Linked DNA regions of Homo sapiens: region 2 is linked to region 1. Evidence: read pairs that join two places in POLR2A ChIA-PET (ENCODE). Cell type or tissue: GM12878. All regions are shown on one strand. Each heading gives the region's core, and the rest is flanking DNA. Links, peaks and the distances in the headings are about the cores only.

The links. Peaks named below come from ENCODE experiments on the same cell type or tissue, not always from the same donor. Only the 100,000 strongest peaks of a DNase experiment are listed, where the experiment ranks them.
Region 2: POLR2A ChIA-PET joins it to region 1 with 14 read pairs; 2 of 35 experiments call an interaction of 5 or more read pairs at or near these places.

The regions. Positions count from the first base shown.
Region 1 is chr15:51,344,752-51,353,089 of GRCh38, reverse strand. All of the region lies in intron 1 of GLDN (gliomedin), which reads right to left. Among named protein-coding and RNA genes, the nearest start is that of GLDN, 7.3 kb to the right of the region's middle. In GM12878, for the core only: no CTCF peak of the experiment used is centred there; a DNase peak (open chromatin) is centred at 4,159; H3K4me3 peaks cover 416 bases; H3K27me3 peaks cover 381 bases.
Region 2 is chr15:50,776,604-50,784,941 of GRCh38, reverse strand. No RefSeq gene overlaps it. Among named protein-coding and RNA genes, the nearest start is that of SPPL2A, 15 kb to the right of the region's middle. In GM12878, for the core only: no CTCF peak of the experiment used is centred there; no DNase peak of the experiment used is centred there.

The DNA of each region.
Region 1 (8,338 bases), core at 255-8,254:
AATGCAGAGTCTAAAAAATACCTTGAATACCAATCTTATGTTTTACAACAGTCATGTTATCTATAGGAGCAATTGGGGAGGTTAGTAATCTTGTGGCCTCTGGCTGCCTGACTCTTAAGCCATAACTTCTAATCTTGTGGCTAATTTTTTTGTTTTACAAAGGTGCTGTGCTTCCCAAGCCAGGAGGGAGTTCATTTTGGGGAGGGGCTGATATCAACGTTGTTAAACAGTTAAACTATAAGTTCCTTCCAAAGTTAGTTCAGCCTACTTTGAGGAAAGAACGAGGGAAGCTTGGAGGTTAAAAGCAAGATGGAGCCAGTTAGGTCAGATTTCTTTCACTGTCATAATTTTCACACTATTATAATCTTTGCTAAGGCAGTTTCAGAGGGGTGGGAGCTGTGAAATCCTGAATCTCTGAAGAAGCCCTGTTGCCATATCAAGGGGAACTCTGTTTTGTTGTCAATGCCAAGATGATTTAGGTTGGTATGATTCCAATCCAGGCTTTAAGAGGCCAAATACTATCCCAAAGCAGCAGCTGATAAAAGCACAGATGAACAGACAAGTTGGCACCCTGAAGGAAATGGAAATAAAGAGTAAACCCAGAAACAAGACACTAGGAGCATAGGGCAAAAAGGGCTAATGGCAAAGCAATATTGAGTGCCATGGTCTGAATATTTGTGTACCCCCAAATTCCTACATTGAAACCTAATCATCAATGTGATGATATTAGGAGGTGGGGATATTGGAAGGTGACTAGGTCATGAAGGGAAAGCCTACATAAATAGGATTAATGACCTTATAAAAATGATTTTATAAAATCATAAAAATGATTAATAACCTTATAAAAATGAGGCCCCAGAGAGCTGCCTTGCCCTTCCACCATGGTGGAAGGTGAGAAGGTGCCATCTATGAACCAGAAAACAGACCCTCACCAGACACCCAATCTTTCGGCACCTAGATGTTAGACTCCCCAGCTGCCAGAACCATAAGAAATAAATTTCAGTCATTTATAAGCTACCTAGCCTATGGTATTTAGTTATAGCAGCCTGAATCAACTAAGAATATGATAAATCTTAATAACAGCAACAATGAACACTTATTGAGAACCTGACTATACCAGGCAGTGCACTTCACCTATATGATCTCCCTTAAACATCCGAACAACCTAATGAGGTAGTTACTATTTTCTCAGTCATACAGATGAGGAAACTGAGGCTTGGTGAAGTTAAAAGATTTGCCCAAGATCACCCAGCTACCAAGCTGTGGGTCCAGGATATGAATCCATCTGACTTCCAAGTCCACACTGCTTACCACCACCACATACTTCAAAGAATTAGGGAGAGAGAATGGGGCTGGGAACTTAACAATGAAGAAAGATCCCAGGTTGCTTGAGCTAAGGACAGGTACATGAGGGCTGAAGGTGGCAGCAGTACCATGGGCAGGTGAGCCTGTGACTGCCATAGGGAGATCCTGGCATGAGAGCTTGAGAAGGATGAACCAGCCCTTGGCTTTGAAGGACTTGTGATCTGAGAAATTATTCTGGAACTCACACCAGGAGGGACCTTTGCCAAAGGATCTCTCAGCCTGTGGTCTAGTGGGCAGAGCTACTAAATAATCAGCTGATCACAGGGTACTGCTGTCTCCCTAGAGTGGAGAGACAGTTTTCAGGTACTTTTAATGTGACTCTGAGTTCCAAGACAAAAATCAATTTTTTCCCCGGCATAGTGGCAGGGAAGATTGAGGGAAAGGCAGTGAAATAGTGTGCATAAAGACAAGAGCAGTTGGGCATGGTGACTCATGCCTGTAATCCCGGTACTTTGGGAGGCTGAGGCAGGAGGAACACTTGAGCCCAGGAGTTCCAGTCCACCGTGGGCAACATAGTGAGACCCTGTCTCTAAACAGATCTAAGAGAAGGCTAGCTATCAAGAGATGCAAGCATTTTGAACTGGGAGGAGATAAGAAGAGAAAGGGCCAAGATATCTCATTTTAAGTGTCATCTTTTGTTTTATTATGAAGACAAAAAAATCTTGAGTTTACGTTCACTTAAAAAAAAAGAAAAAAGACAAGAGCCGAGAACTCACCAAGCCCCAGAAGGTTCTACCCTGCTCAGTCTGTAAAGCCTCAGGAGGCTCATTACTACTGCCCTCACCTCTGCTGCTTTGCATAGAAAGAGACCAGAGACTTTTAATAGTTCTGGGACATGAGAGTAGGTCCTGATGGTTTCATGCCATTCATTTGGTCAACACAACTGCTCTATTTTCATGGGTCCAGATGATCAGCCTTGACCCGCCTGTTTCTTATATATGTCCCTAGAGAATCATGCCAATAATTTCTTACAAGGAATGCTTTATTTGTGTGTATGCAATGGATCTCAGGGGCCAGCTCCCTCCTGTCTTCCTTGTGCACCATCATTGCCTGCGACATGAGTTAGGCTTATAGGTGTGTTCCCATCACCAACACCACTAGACACAATCTTAGCAGAGATATGGCTGCAAGCTCTCTCCCAAACCTTAATTGATACCTAGAGATGGCTTCTGACATGGGAACAAAGCATACAGTGTCAGGTGTGCTCAGAGTACACAGCACTGACGTCCTAAATGCACGTGTGCACACGCTGCAGTGAGAAGGGCCACGGAAACCCACTTCCCAGGCTCTGCATGGGGTTTATGACTTTGGTCACCCTTTCTTTTTTAATCCTCCTGTATCAGGCCTCTAATCTCTCATCAGCTCCCCCAACCCCTCACCCCACAGGACCTAGTGTGGTATGCATCTCTCTCCTTCAATCAAAGAGAACAGATAGAGTTTGAAACAAGGCCTACATTTGGGAATAATAGATGGCTAAAAGCTCCCCTAACATTGTTTGCTCTCAGTTTGGGAAGCCAGCAAGCAGCCTGGCTCAGCCCTACAGCCTCACTGTACATGGAACAACACTCTTAGGGTGCCTCTGTCTTGCATTCCATCTCCTTGGGAGAGGTGTTAGACCCCAGAGTTAACCAAGGCTGGAGCACCCCTGATTTAGTAGCCCGAGCTACTAAGAATCAACCCTAGGCCGGGTGCGGTGGCTCACGCCTGTAATCTCAGCACTTTGGGAGGCTGAGGCGGGCAGATCACGAGGTCAGGAGATCAGGACCATCCTGGCTAACACGGTGAAACCCCGTCTCTACTAAAAACACACACAAAAAATTAGCTGGGCATGGTGGCAAGCGCCTGTAATCCCAGCTACTCGGGAGGCTGAGGCAGGAGAATCGCTTGAACTCAGGAGGCAGAGGTTGCAGTGAGCCAAAATCACAGCACTGCACTCCAGCCTGGGTGACAGAGAGAGACTCTGTCTAAAAAAAAAAAAAAAATCAGCCCTAGTGCCGTTCCAGGGAATTACGATGTAAGTGGAGGTCTGGCAAAGTTTTTCTGAGAAGAACGAGACAAAAACTATTTTAGGCTTTGTGGGTCACATGGTCTCTGCTGCAACTATTCAAACCTGCTGCTGTAGTGCCAAAGCAGCAATAGACAGTCTGTAAACAAATGGGCATGACTGTATCCCAATAAGACTTTATTTATGGTTACTGAAATCTGAATATCATATCATGTTCACATGTCACACAATATTATTATTCTTTTGTTTTTTCCCCACCCATTTATAAATGTAAAAGCCATTCTTCATAGCCTGTACAAAAACAAGTAGAATAGCAGGCTAGACTTGGCCTACAGGCCATAGTTTGCTGACCCCAGTCTAAATCCTCAGCTTTTACAACATTTGGAAATAACCCAGTCCAAGGAAGTGGGAAAGGGAAATAAACTCTGGCACAGCCAATTTAAGGAAATATAGCACTGCAAACAGGAGCTGTGACTGTAGGTAATGTGATTTTTTTTCTCTATAAACAATAGAATTTCTAGATTCATATCAGTGTAGCTTACAGCAGTCATAATGCAAAGCTACCTGTTTGCTATAATAATGTGTTACTGCTTAATCCAGCTGTAATCGCCTGCTGGGAACTACCCTAAGAATCGGGAGTACATGCTTTTGAAAAGCCGTAGTGACAGGAAATCTCCGTCCACCGAAGATGGAATTGATTTTTAGAAACAGCAAAAAACAACAAAAAACTGAAACCAAACCCATTGCAAAAAACCACATCGACCTCAATCAGTAATAGCAACAATCACAATGACACAGTAACTACTATACTTTCAGAATCAGGCTGGTAAATAAAGGCATTGTGGTCAAGCTAAATAAAGCCCTTTGGGTTCAAAGCCACTCATGATTCTGAGATGAGACTTCTGCAAATGCATGATTGGAAGTCCTAACATGGCCCCTAACAATGTGAGTGTTGTTTGGCCAACATTCTGTCAGCCAACTAAAAAAACAAAAAAAGAACTTTTTTGAATTGCTGTCAATATTTAAAAGCCAGGAGATTTCACATTAAAAAAAACAGATTTTGTACTTCTCTTAAAAAAAAAATCAGGCTAGACACAGTGGTTCATGTCTATAATTCCAGCACTTTGGGAGGCTGAAGCAGGAGGATTTCTAGAGCCCAGCAGTTCAAGACCAGCCTGGGCAAGATAGTGAGATTTCTACTAAAGAAAAAAAATTTTTTTTAATTAGCCAGGTGTGGTGGCACACACTTGTCCCAGATACTCAGGAGGCTGAGGCAGGAGGATCATTTGAACCCAATTAGTCAAGGCGGCAGTAAGCTATGATCACTCCACTGCACTCCAGCTTGGGCGACACTGTAAGACCTTGTCTCTAAAATAAAAAAATAAAATAAAATAAAAAAATAAAAAAGAAAAGAACAGAACAGAAAAGAAAAAAATATCAGGCACAGGAAGCAGGAGGCTCCGGTTCTTGTACAGTCACCATCAGCGGGAGCCTCCCCTTTAGACAAGGCAGATGAACCTCAGGTGGGTGCAGTCCCTACCGTGCTCTATTGCTCCCTGGCCTAGGAGCAGCTGCCAAATTACCTGGGGTACAAGGCCCTTTTTACTCCCATAAAGAAGAGAGTAACACAGTCACATGGTTCAAAAGTCAAAATGATACAGAAAGCTATACAGTGAGGGGTTCATTCCTCCCTTATACCCTCCAAAAGTAAGCACTTTTGTTAATTTCTTTGATTAGTTTTCCCTTTCTTGCTTCCACAAGGTAATACAATATATACTTTTCTCTGCCTTGCTTTGTTCACTTAGAATATATCCTGGGGATTGTTCTGACTCTTATTATATAGAGAATTTCCTCATTCTTGTTCTACAGCTACTTAGTATTCCAGTGGGTGTATAGATTAATTTAACTAGTACTGGATTGGTAGATATGGGTTATTTACAGTCTTTTGCTTTTACAAATATTCTGCAATGAATATGTACATATGTCATTCATAGGTGATAAAATCTATGGTGAGATTGCTGGGTCAAAGAGTATTTGTAATTTTTTCCAGATTTTGCCAAAGTGCCTTCTGTATGGGTTCCATCATTCCGCACTCCGAACAGCAATGCAAGAGCATGTCTGTTTCTCTTCAGCTTCCCTAATACAGTGTGTTGTCAAACTTTTGTAGTTTTGTCTTTCTGTTAGGTTAGGGGTGTCCAATCTTTTGGCTTCCCTGGGCCACAATGGAAGAAGAAGAATTGTCTTGGGCCACACATAAAATACACTAATGCTAGCAATAACGGATGAGCTAAAAGGAAAAAAAATCGCAAAAAAATCTTATAATGTTTTAAGAAAGTTTATGAATTTGAGTTGGGCCACATTCAAAGCCATCCTGGGCCACAGATTGCACAAGCTTGTGTTAGGTGAAAATTATATTTTGGGGTAGTTGAAATCTACATTTTTAAATGAAGAGATCTTTTCCCATGTGCTTATGAGACATTTGTATTTCTTTGCCTGAGAACTGTCTCATTTTCCTGTTGGATTCTCATTTCTGTTGCTGATTTTCCTATTAAATTTTTTTAATCAACTTTTAGGAACATTAAGTGTATTAGAAAGATTATGTATCTATGATATGATATGAGTTTTCCAGTTTGTTTTGCTTGTTTTGTTTTTTTTGAGATGGAGTCCTCCTCTGTCGCCCAGCTGGAGTACAGTAGTGCCACCTCGGCTCACTGCAACCTCCATCTCCTGGGTTCAAGCGGTTCTCCCGCCTCAGCCTCCCGAGTAGCTGGGATTACAGGCACTCACCATCATGCCTGGCTAATTTTTGTATTTTTAGTAGAGACAGGGTTTCACCATGTTGGCCAGGCTGGTCTTGAACTCCTGATCTCAGGTTATGCACCTGCCTCAGCCTCCCAAAGTGCTGGGATTACAGGCGTGAGCGACCACACCCGGCCTCCTAGTTTGTTATTTATCTTTTGCTTTTGTTTGTGGTGTTTTCATTTTTGTTGTTGTTTGCTATGCCGAAGTTTTGCTGCTGTTTCATGTGCTTTTAAAATATAGTCACATTTGTTTATTTATTATTTGCATCTGGCTTTTGAATTATAACTTGAAAGAAAAGGCTTCCCAATTCCAAAATTAAAAATGATATACTCATATTTTCCTTTAGTTTCATATTTTAAAAATGTAAGTCTTTGACCCATTTAGAGCTTGTTATACACATTGTGAGAATAAAACTATTCTTTTCCAGGCTTTATCTTTTCCCAGAGGGCTTGCCCGTTGTCTCAAAATCATTTATTAAATTCATTCTTCCTCCCTGGTGTGAGATACTGTCTTTATCATGTACTAAATTGCCATATGTATTTAAGATTATTTCGGAACTTTCCACTCTGTCCCATTGGTTTATCTATTCATATCCCACTCTGTTTTAATTACTCAGGCTTTAATTATATTTTAATATCTTGTAGAACCTAGTGTTCCTCCTTGTTCTTTTTCAGCGGTTTCCTTGCCAGGAATGCTTATTTTTCCATGTGAACTTTTGAATCAGTTTGTCTAATCCCAGAAAAAAAAATCTATTGATAGTTTTATGTTGGGATGACATCAGATTTCTAAGTTAACTTTCAGTTAACTTATTATGATGCTAAGTTTTCTATCCAAAAACATACTATTTTTACCATTTGGTTTAAATATTTTCTGTTCTACAAGAGTGGTCCCCCAGCCCTTTCTTAACACAAAAGGTAAGTATATAGATACACACACAGGTTTTGCACATCTTTTCTTCCATTATATCTTTCAACAGATGATTGTTTGGGTATAAGAAGTCTATTGATTTCTTAGTAATATTTTAATACCTTGTTTCCCACTGAATTCTGTTATTTTTAGTAGTAGGTTATCAACAGATTTTCCAGGTATATAATCGTATGATCTGAATATAGCCAGACTCTCACTTCTTAACATATTTAGACCATTTTCCCTTGTCTTGTTGCTCTGGCTGGTCCTCCTAGGACAATTCGAGATACTATTGGTGATAGTGGGCATCCCTGTCTTAATACTGATTTTAGTAGGACCATCTCCAGGATTTGACAGTTCAGTGGAAAGCTATAGTTTTGGGGGTGAGACACAATTACATTTTATCATGTTAAGAAAGAATACATTGATTCCCATTTTATTGCATGTTTTAAAAATCAAGCATTGATGTTAAATTTTATCAAATGCCTTTTCATCATTTGACTATTATGGAATCATATTTGCCTTCCTTAAAAGAACATTTGAATTGTAACTCCTGCTTTAAAGTAGCCAGGCTGATTTTCTTGTTAGAGAGGTGCCAAGGACATTTTGAACAATATCCTGGGCGTAGAAATGCATACAGTCCCTCAAGGACAACAATTATCATGGATACGTAATCACCAGTCTCAGTGTCTTATATCTTCTCTATGTTTGTTTAATTTATGAAAATATTTATGAAACTCCCTCTGGGTGCTTGACCCTAGATTTTGGACAAGTAAAGACAGGATGATAAAGCTACCAGAACATCAGCAAATGTGAGACAGGAAGAGAGGAATGAGAGAGGGTAGCTGATGGGAAGAGAACAAAAAGAATATGAGAGGAGGTCAGAGAAAAAGAGAGTAAACAGAAGTAGCATCTCCCACAGGAGTTAGTAGCAGATGGGTCAAATTTTCTCTCTCCCCGCTCACCAGATCCCCATTTCCTTATTGGCCTAATTCAGTAGTTTCCAAGCCCCATCCAGGGCTCCTCTTATTACTGTCTCCCAAAAGTATGCACATGGTTTTAAAGATTTAATGTGCTTCTTGGCTGTGTCAAATTAACTGTACTTAATAATTATCTTGCCTTTTTAATGAAGTCATTTACAGCTGCCAACCAGGTTCTGGTAAGAATGTGCTCAGCTAAACAGAATTCTTATGCTGAGTTGATGTATTTTCAGCCAACAGTAGAGAAACTCAAAGTATCAGTTAAATTGAGGTTCATCTT
Region 2 (8,338 bases), core at 157-8,156, 570 kb after region 1:
TTACAGGCATGAGCCACCTCACCCATCCAGTTTTATTGTGATTTCTTACAGATGTCCTGATAAAATTCAGTCTCAGAACTCACAAAGCTGAATCAGAGCCTGCACCTGGGACCCATCAAACCCCGCCCCAATAAGTAAGCCTAGTCCATGAACATCATGTCTCTTTCTTTTCTTTCTTTTTTTTGAGACGGAATCTTGCTCTGTCACCCAGGCTGGAGTACAATGGTGCGATCTCAGCTCACCGCAACCTTTGTCTCCCGGGTTCAAGCAATTCTCCTGCCTCAGCCTCCTGAGTAGTTGGGATTATAGATGTCCACCACCACGACGGGCTAATTTTTGTATTTTTAGTAGAGACGGGGGTTTCGCCATGTTGGTCAGGCTGGTCTCAAACTCCTAACCTCAGGTGATCCGCCCACCTCAGCCTCCCAAAGTGCTGGGATTACAGGTGTGAGCCACCACACCTGGCCTACATTTTCATTTTTATCTCTACTTAGTTACTGTCTCTTTGTCTAATTAAGTTCTTCAGTTGATGGGAAGAGTTGGGCTGTTATTAATGATAGATAAACTCATTTGCACTAACAGTTTTCATGCTCTCGGTATTATTACAGTAGATTATTTTCTTGGTCAATGTAGTTTTTTTTGGTGTGAAAGTAGATATCCTTTTTTCCTGTTTTAAAAATAACTGCTGATATTTGAGGGATAACATTTAAGGTGAAGACACTATAAATAGAAAACTATCTCACTGAATTGTAAACTGGCATTTAGAATGGAAAAAGAAAAAAAGGAGTGTGTTTATAAATGGAAGAGAATGTTTGTACAGGAGGCCAACTGTTGTTTTTAAACTAACCTTGATGCTAGGATTTAACCCTTTGCTCCTAAGGACATTAAATAGGTTAACTTCTAATCACTTGGAATCAAAGGGCAACAGTGACAAAATTATGAAAATTCTTAGGTAATGCTTGAATTTAGAAAGTCTATAATCTAAGTGCCAAGTAAAAGGTCAAGACAAATCCTTTTTAGCCTGACTTTTTATAAAGGCAAGTTTGTAAGTTAAATAACCAACATATTTAGGGAAAACAGCTGCACAAGTAAAGCGAACTGTTAAAATATCTGCTTGATTTAAAAAATCCAAATGAATATACATAAACTTTTATAACAACCAATAGAAAACTTAGAACAGCTAAAAGTGTGTCTAAATTATGTGCTTTTTATAGTTCCAGTCCAGCTCTAAAGGAACATTATGAGTTTGTGGCTTTATGCTTTCTTCCTTTTAAAATGCCATTTATATGCATACAGGTGTAGCTCACTGCGAGTGCCTGGTGTTCCAGTTGCCTCTAGGCAAGACTAGCTGGGAATGCATTTTGCAGATGCTAGACACTACACGCCCTCATCTCCCATAAGATATAGGACCTAAAGGCAAAATTGTAACAAATTCTAATTATATGCCTACCAGACTAAAATCTGTGGACCAAGTCACTGTAGTTGTAGAAATAAAAAATTGAATCAATCCAATCAAATTGCCAGAAATAATTCAATAAAAGGCGTTCTCTAAGGAAGCAAGTTTTTCTAGACAAACAGAAAGAAGTGTTTGAAAAAAGAATTACTAAATTGATAAGGAGTAACCTAGGAAAGATGTGCTTCTTTAGGATTTTATTCAAGAACCAAGATGTATTACATTATTTAAACAACTGCTCAAAAAAAACAAGATTGCAGGCACTGTCATTTGTCTCCTGGTGCTTTCCAATTTGAGAACGAAAATTGAAAAAGGAGAAAAAGGCATAGAGACGATTAGAGGAAGCTGACTCCAGGAAGTAATTTTGAAAATATTCTGTCTTGTACCTATTAGTCTAATTAGGCTTTGGGCAGAGAAAGAGCTATAAAATAAGGTGACTGTTTAATTTATTATCCAGACATTTTGAGAGTGAAAGGGAGCACTGTTAATAAATACGCAAGGGTAATAGGTATAAACCAGGACTGTCCCAGGCAAAATGGAGGTACATTCCCCTAACTGTGAATGTGGTACTAGTTCAGGAGCACTAGAGATGCTTAGCTGATGTCTGAAATTCCACAGGCTTTATTCCTTTTTTTTTTTTTTTGAGATGGAATTTCGCTCTTGGAGTGCAGGTGGCGCGATCTCAGCTCAACTGCAACCTCCGCCTCCTGGGTTCAAGCGATTCTCCTGCCTTAGCCTCCCGAGTAGCTGGGATTACAGGTGCCTGCCATCGCGCCCAGTGAATTTTTGTATTTTTTTAATAGAAACAGGGTTTCACCATGTTGGCCAGGCTGATCTCCAACTCCTGACCTCAGGTGATCCACCCGCCTTGGCCTCCCAAAGTTCTGGGATTACAGGCATGAGCCACCGCACCCAACCAGCTTTATTCCTTTGACTTAAGTCAACAAGGCAGTTGGCTCAGTTTCCTGGAAGAAGTAACCACTAAACCTATATATATATATATATATATATATATAATTTGAGACAGGGTCTTGCTGTGTCGCCCAGGCTGGAGTGCATTGGCACGATCACAACTCACTGTACTTTTCATCGCCTGAGCTCAAGCCATCCTCCCGCTTCAGCCTGCCTAGTAGCTGGGAATACATGCATGAGCCACCACAGCAGGCTACTTTCTTTCTTTCTCTTTTTTTTTTTAGAGACAAGGTCTCACTGTGTTATCCAGGTTGGTCTTGACCTCCTGAGTTCAGGTGATCCTTCTGCTTCAGCCTCCTAAACTGCTGAGATTACAGGCATGAGCTACCCTTCTTCCTAGCCAATCATTTATATTTTAACATGAACAAACTTTTCAGAGTCTTCTCAGAGGGCAAGTTGGGAGCGACTCTGCTGCCAGTCTGGAGATCTCTGAGCTATTTTTGGCTGAGGGAGGAGGAAAAAGATAAGACCGACCCCAACTCAGAGAAGTATCCGCATGCAACCACAGGTGTCAGCCAGGCCTCCTTAGCTCAAAGGATCTGTGCTTACCTATGCCCATGAAACACATGTTCCCCCAAAGATCCCATCTCATATCAGAATATAGAGAGTGAGCTCCCAGCTGCTCATGGATCATTCTGTTCTACATAAGCCAGTTTAGAAGCTCACAGGATAACTGCCTTTTTAATGAAGTTGAGTGAGTGCTTTTCCTTCATTTCACCAACTAGAGAAAAGTCCCTGGCCAGAGTTTTAACAGTCCCATACCACACCCAGAGTGGGAGCACTGAGGAAAGGATGGGGTGAATAACCCTGAATTCATGCTAAAAAGCATCCTTTCTCACAAAAAAGATTATGGGATTTTTTTTTTTGCACTTCTTAACTCTGAGCAATTTATATCTCAGAGCAATTTACATCTCTGATTTAATCACATCTTAACCTGAATGCATGCATTAAAAACAGCCACAAAATAAATAAATGAATAAATTAAAGTCTCTAGGCTATAATTTGGGCCATCTTTGACCAGTAATTTGCATCAATGCCATCCTTGCTTTTCACAACAGGTTATACAAGCAAGGTAATAGCCAGTGATCACTCTCTTTTTATGAATATATAAATGAATACTAGAGGATGTCTCTGGAGAAGATTACAGGTTTTATATAAAGCTACTTTTAGATATAAGGTCCTGAAATAGAAACTTACAATCTGAGCAGAAATCAAATGGCTCCAGGATTCCTGTACCAAGGTGTTCTTGCCAAAAGATCTGCTAGGGCAAATGCAACATCTGTAAAAAGGCTAAAAACCACTATAGTCCACCCCAGCAAGGTTTGCTCTCTAGAGTAGCCACGTCCAATAGGACATTCTGCAGTGATGGACATGTTCAGTATCTGTGCTGCCTGACATGGTAGCTATTAGCCAAGTGTGGCTATTGAATACTTGAAATGTGACTAGTACAACAGAGGAACTGAATTCTCATTTTGTTTTGATAAGTTTAAATTCAAATACCCACATGTGAGTACTGGCTACCTTATTGAACAACACAAGTCTAGAGGCTAATCCAGCCTAAAGGAAGCAATCCAGGCCAGGCGCAGTGGCTCACGCCTGTAATCCCAGCACTTTGGGAGGCCAAGGAAGGCGGATCACCTGAGGTCAGGAGTTCAAGACCAGCCTGACCAATATGGTAAAACCCTGTCTCTCCAAAAAAATACAAAATTAGCTGGGTGTGGTGGCGGACACCTGTAATCCCAGCTATTTGGCAGGCTGAGGCAGAAGAATCGCTTGAATCCGGGAGGTGGAGGTTGCAGTGAGCCGAGATTGCACCATTGCACTCCGGTCTGAGAAACAAGAATGAAACACCGTCTCCAAAAAAAAAAAAAAAAAAAAAAAAAAAAAGGGAAAGAAAAGAAAGCAATCCAAAAGTCACCTTTGAATTCAGCAAGGAATCTGACAACATTTGATAACTTAATATTTTAGCTGTATAAAAAACTATACTTTCCCCTATTAAATTATCTCAATTCGGCCAGGTGCAGTGGCTCACGTTTGTAATCCCAGCACTTTGGGAGGCTAAGGCAGGCGGATCACAAGGTCAGGAGTTCGAGACCAGCCTGGCCAACATAGTGAAACCCTGTCTCTACTAAAAATACAAAAATTAGCTGGGTGTGGTGGCCCGTGCCTGTAGTTCCAGCTACTCAGGAGGCTGAGGTGGGATAATTGCTTGAACCAGGAAGTGGAGGTTGCGGTGAGCCGAGACTATGCCATTGCATTCCAGCCTGGGTGACAAAGTGAGACTCCGTCTCAAAAAAAAAAAATCTCAAGTCTTCACAATGGCCTTCTAGGCCTTTCATAATCTGGTCTTCCACCCCTCACTACCTTCACTCATTACCTCTAGGATTTCAGCTCCTGCGCTATCTACCCTTACTCATGTAGCCCCAGTTCTAGTGGCCCCCTTGCATCATTCTTGCCTCAGGGTCTCTGCATTTGCTGTTTTCTCTGCCTAAACTACTCTTCTCTTACCTATACTCACGGCTTGTTCCTCCCCTTCCTTTCAATTAATGTTCAAATATTATGTTCTCAGTGAGGCCTTTCCTGACCACCCTATTTAGAATTGTAATGCTTACCACCACCCAGACTCCTTACTTCTTTTTAAAAAAGAAGTTACTCAACTTAACTTTTCTCTTTAGTGTTTTTCCTCTCCTAATATACTTTTTCTTTCTTTTCTTGTTTTTGAGACAGACTGGAGTGCAGTGGCACAACCATGGCCCAAGGCAGCCTCAACCTCCCGGGCTCAAGCGATCTTCCCATTTCATCCTCCTGAGTAGCTGGGACTACAGGCATGTGTCACCATGCCCAGCTAGTTTTTTTTATTTTCTGTAGAGATGGAGTCTTCCTATGTTGCCCAGGCTGGTCACAAACTCCTGGGCTCAAGCAATCCTCCTACCTCGACTTCCCAAAGTGTTGGGATTACAGGTGTGAGCTACCATGCCCAGCCTTTTCTAATATACTTCTAACATAATTCAGTTACTTATTTTGTCTTTCTCCCCATCTAGAATGTGAGCTCTATGAAGGCAAGGATTTTTGTTAGTTTTATTTACTTCTGTACTCGGTGGTGTGCTCATAAATGTTTAACATCTAGCTCAGGGATGGGGGCAACACCCTGATTTGCCGATTTCTGTGGCGTAAATACTTCCACTACGGCCAGTTTCAAGCTACCAACAAAAAGTTACTGAACATAGAGCTGAACAAAATCTGAGAAGAGACAAAACTAATATGTGTGATTGAAGTCAGAAAACAGTTATTCTTGGGAGCAAAAGCCAGCTAGAAGAGAACAGTAGAGGGACTTCTGAGTAGATAGAAATGCTCAGTTTCTTGAAAGGATGCTGGTCACACAGATGTGTTGAGTTTGTGAAAGCTCATCAAAGTCTACACTTGCAATATGTACACTTTCCTGTCTTTATATTATACTTCAAGAAAAAAGGTAAATTTAAAGAATATATAGGGCCAGACACAGTGGCTCACACCTGTAATCCTAGCACTTTCGGAGGCCGAGGTGGGCGTATGACTTGCGGTCAGGAGTTCAAGACCAGCCTGGCCAACATGGTAAAACCTTTTCTCTACTAAAAATACCAAATTAAACGTGGTGGCCCATACCTGTAATCCCAGCTACTCAGGAGGCTGAGGCAGGAAAATCGCTTGAACCTGGGAGGCAGAGATTGCTGTGAGCCGAGATTGCACCACTGCACTCTAGCCTGGGCAACAGAGCAAGACTCTGTCTCAAAAAAAAAAAAAAAAAAAAAAAAAGAATATATACTGAGTGCTCTTTTGACCAGGCATGGTGGCTCACTCTTGTAATCCTAGCACTTTGGGAGACTGAGGTGGGAGGATTACTGGAGCCTGGGAGATGGACATTGCAATGAGCTGGGATTGCGCTACTGCATTCCAGTTTGGGCAACAGAGTCAGACCATGCCTCAAGAAAATTAATTATATTTTTTTTAAAAGGATATATAGTGCCCATTTATGTTCATAAGTTGTAAAATACTTCTCTCACTCCTCCCAGTTTCCAGAGCTCCACCCTTTTGTTACTGAATTTTAAACTCATGGCCTTCGGTCTTTATCTCGTGACAGCGGGTCACCTCTCTAAATACACTTTCATTTAAACTGATGTTCCCATCTCAGCTGATCCAGGTGACTGCAAATGACCGGCTGTACTTGCTGATGGGGTTGCACACTAATGCCTAGACTAGGCCAGCAATATCACATGGCCCTATCATCGTGATCTCTGGCATGTACACCTGACACAGAATGCCAAGTATAAGTTAATGAAAAACAAGAAAAACCAGGGGAGGTGTCTAATAATGTCAAGACTTCTTAAAGAGAAAATATAATTATATAGTTTGTATTTTCAGCAAAAAACTCATGGGGGTCAGGCTACACATTGTTATGAATGTAACATTCCTGCCAAATTGGATACTTGGTATTAATATTTAAATACTGACTTAAAGTCCAGGCTCCGTGGCTCACGCCTGTAATCCCAGCACTCTGGGAGGCCAAGGTTGGTGAATCACCTGAGGTCAGGAGTTCGAGACCAGCCTGGCTAACATGGCGAAACCCCGTCTCTACTAAAATACAAAAATTATCCAGGCGTGGTGGCAGGTGCTTGTAATCCCAACTACTTGGGAGGCTGAGGCAGGAGAATCACTTGAACCCAGGAGGTGGAGGTTGCAATGAGCCAAGATCACACAACTGCACTCCAGCCTGGGCGACAACAGTGAGACTCCACATTAAAAAAACAAACAAACAAAACAAAATAACACACACACACACACACACACACACACAACTGACAAATACTGATTTAAGATGCTAATTTATATTTATTTATTTTTTCATTTTTGAGATGGAGTCTTGCTCTGTTGCCCAGGCTGGAGTGCAGTGGCAAGATCTCATCTCACTGCAACCTCCACCTCCCGGGTTCAAGCAATTCCCCTGCCTTAGCCTCCTGAGTAGCTGGGACTACAGGTGCGCGCCACTGCACCCAGCTGATTTCTGTATTTTTAGTAGAGACGGGTTTCACCATGTTGGCCAGGCTGGTCTCGAACTCCCAACCTCAGGTGATCCGCCTCCCTCAGCCTCCCAAAGTACTGGGATTACAGGCATGAGCCACCGTGCCTGGCTGGTGTCATGGGGAGGCAGAATTGGTTTATTCCTCATTCCTCCTGCACACAATATTTCTTATTCCTTCTGCACATAATAGCAGTGGCTATTAGTGGAATTGCACTATTAGTCAAAAATCCTGAATCTGTTTTCTGCTGAGCAGGCATATTTCATAGAATCATAGTAAAATAGAGCCAGAAAAGTCATGTGGAAAGTATACTGCTGTGTAACAAATGGCATCTTAGAAGTCTAAAATTATCCTTGTGCATCAAAAAGATCTGACTGCATTTACTTGCTTTGGGTGATAGTTTATTAATCTGGAGGCTCCTATAAATAAACAACTTCAGGCTGGGCACAGTGGCTCACACCTGTAATCCCAACACTTGGAGAGGCCAAGGTGAGCAGATTGCTTGAAACCTGGAGTTTGAGACCAGCCTCGAACATGGTGAAACCCCGTCTCTACAAAGAAATACAAAAATTAGCTGGGCGTGGTGGTGTGCACCTATAGTCTCAGCTACTGGGGAGGGTGAGGCAGGAAGATTGCTTGAGCCAAGGAGGCAGAGGTTGCAGTGAGCTAAGATGGTGTCACTGCACTCCAGCCTGGTGACAGAGCGAGACTCTGTTTCAAATAATAATAATAGTAATAAACAACTTTGGTTTAAAAAGCCCAGAGTAGTCTCAATATGTCAATAGTTAATACTGTAGTGCCCAACCAAGAAAATCATATAAATTAATTTACCTGGAGTCAGAGGAGGATTTGATTAATA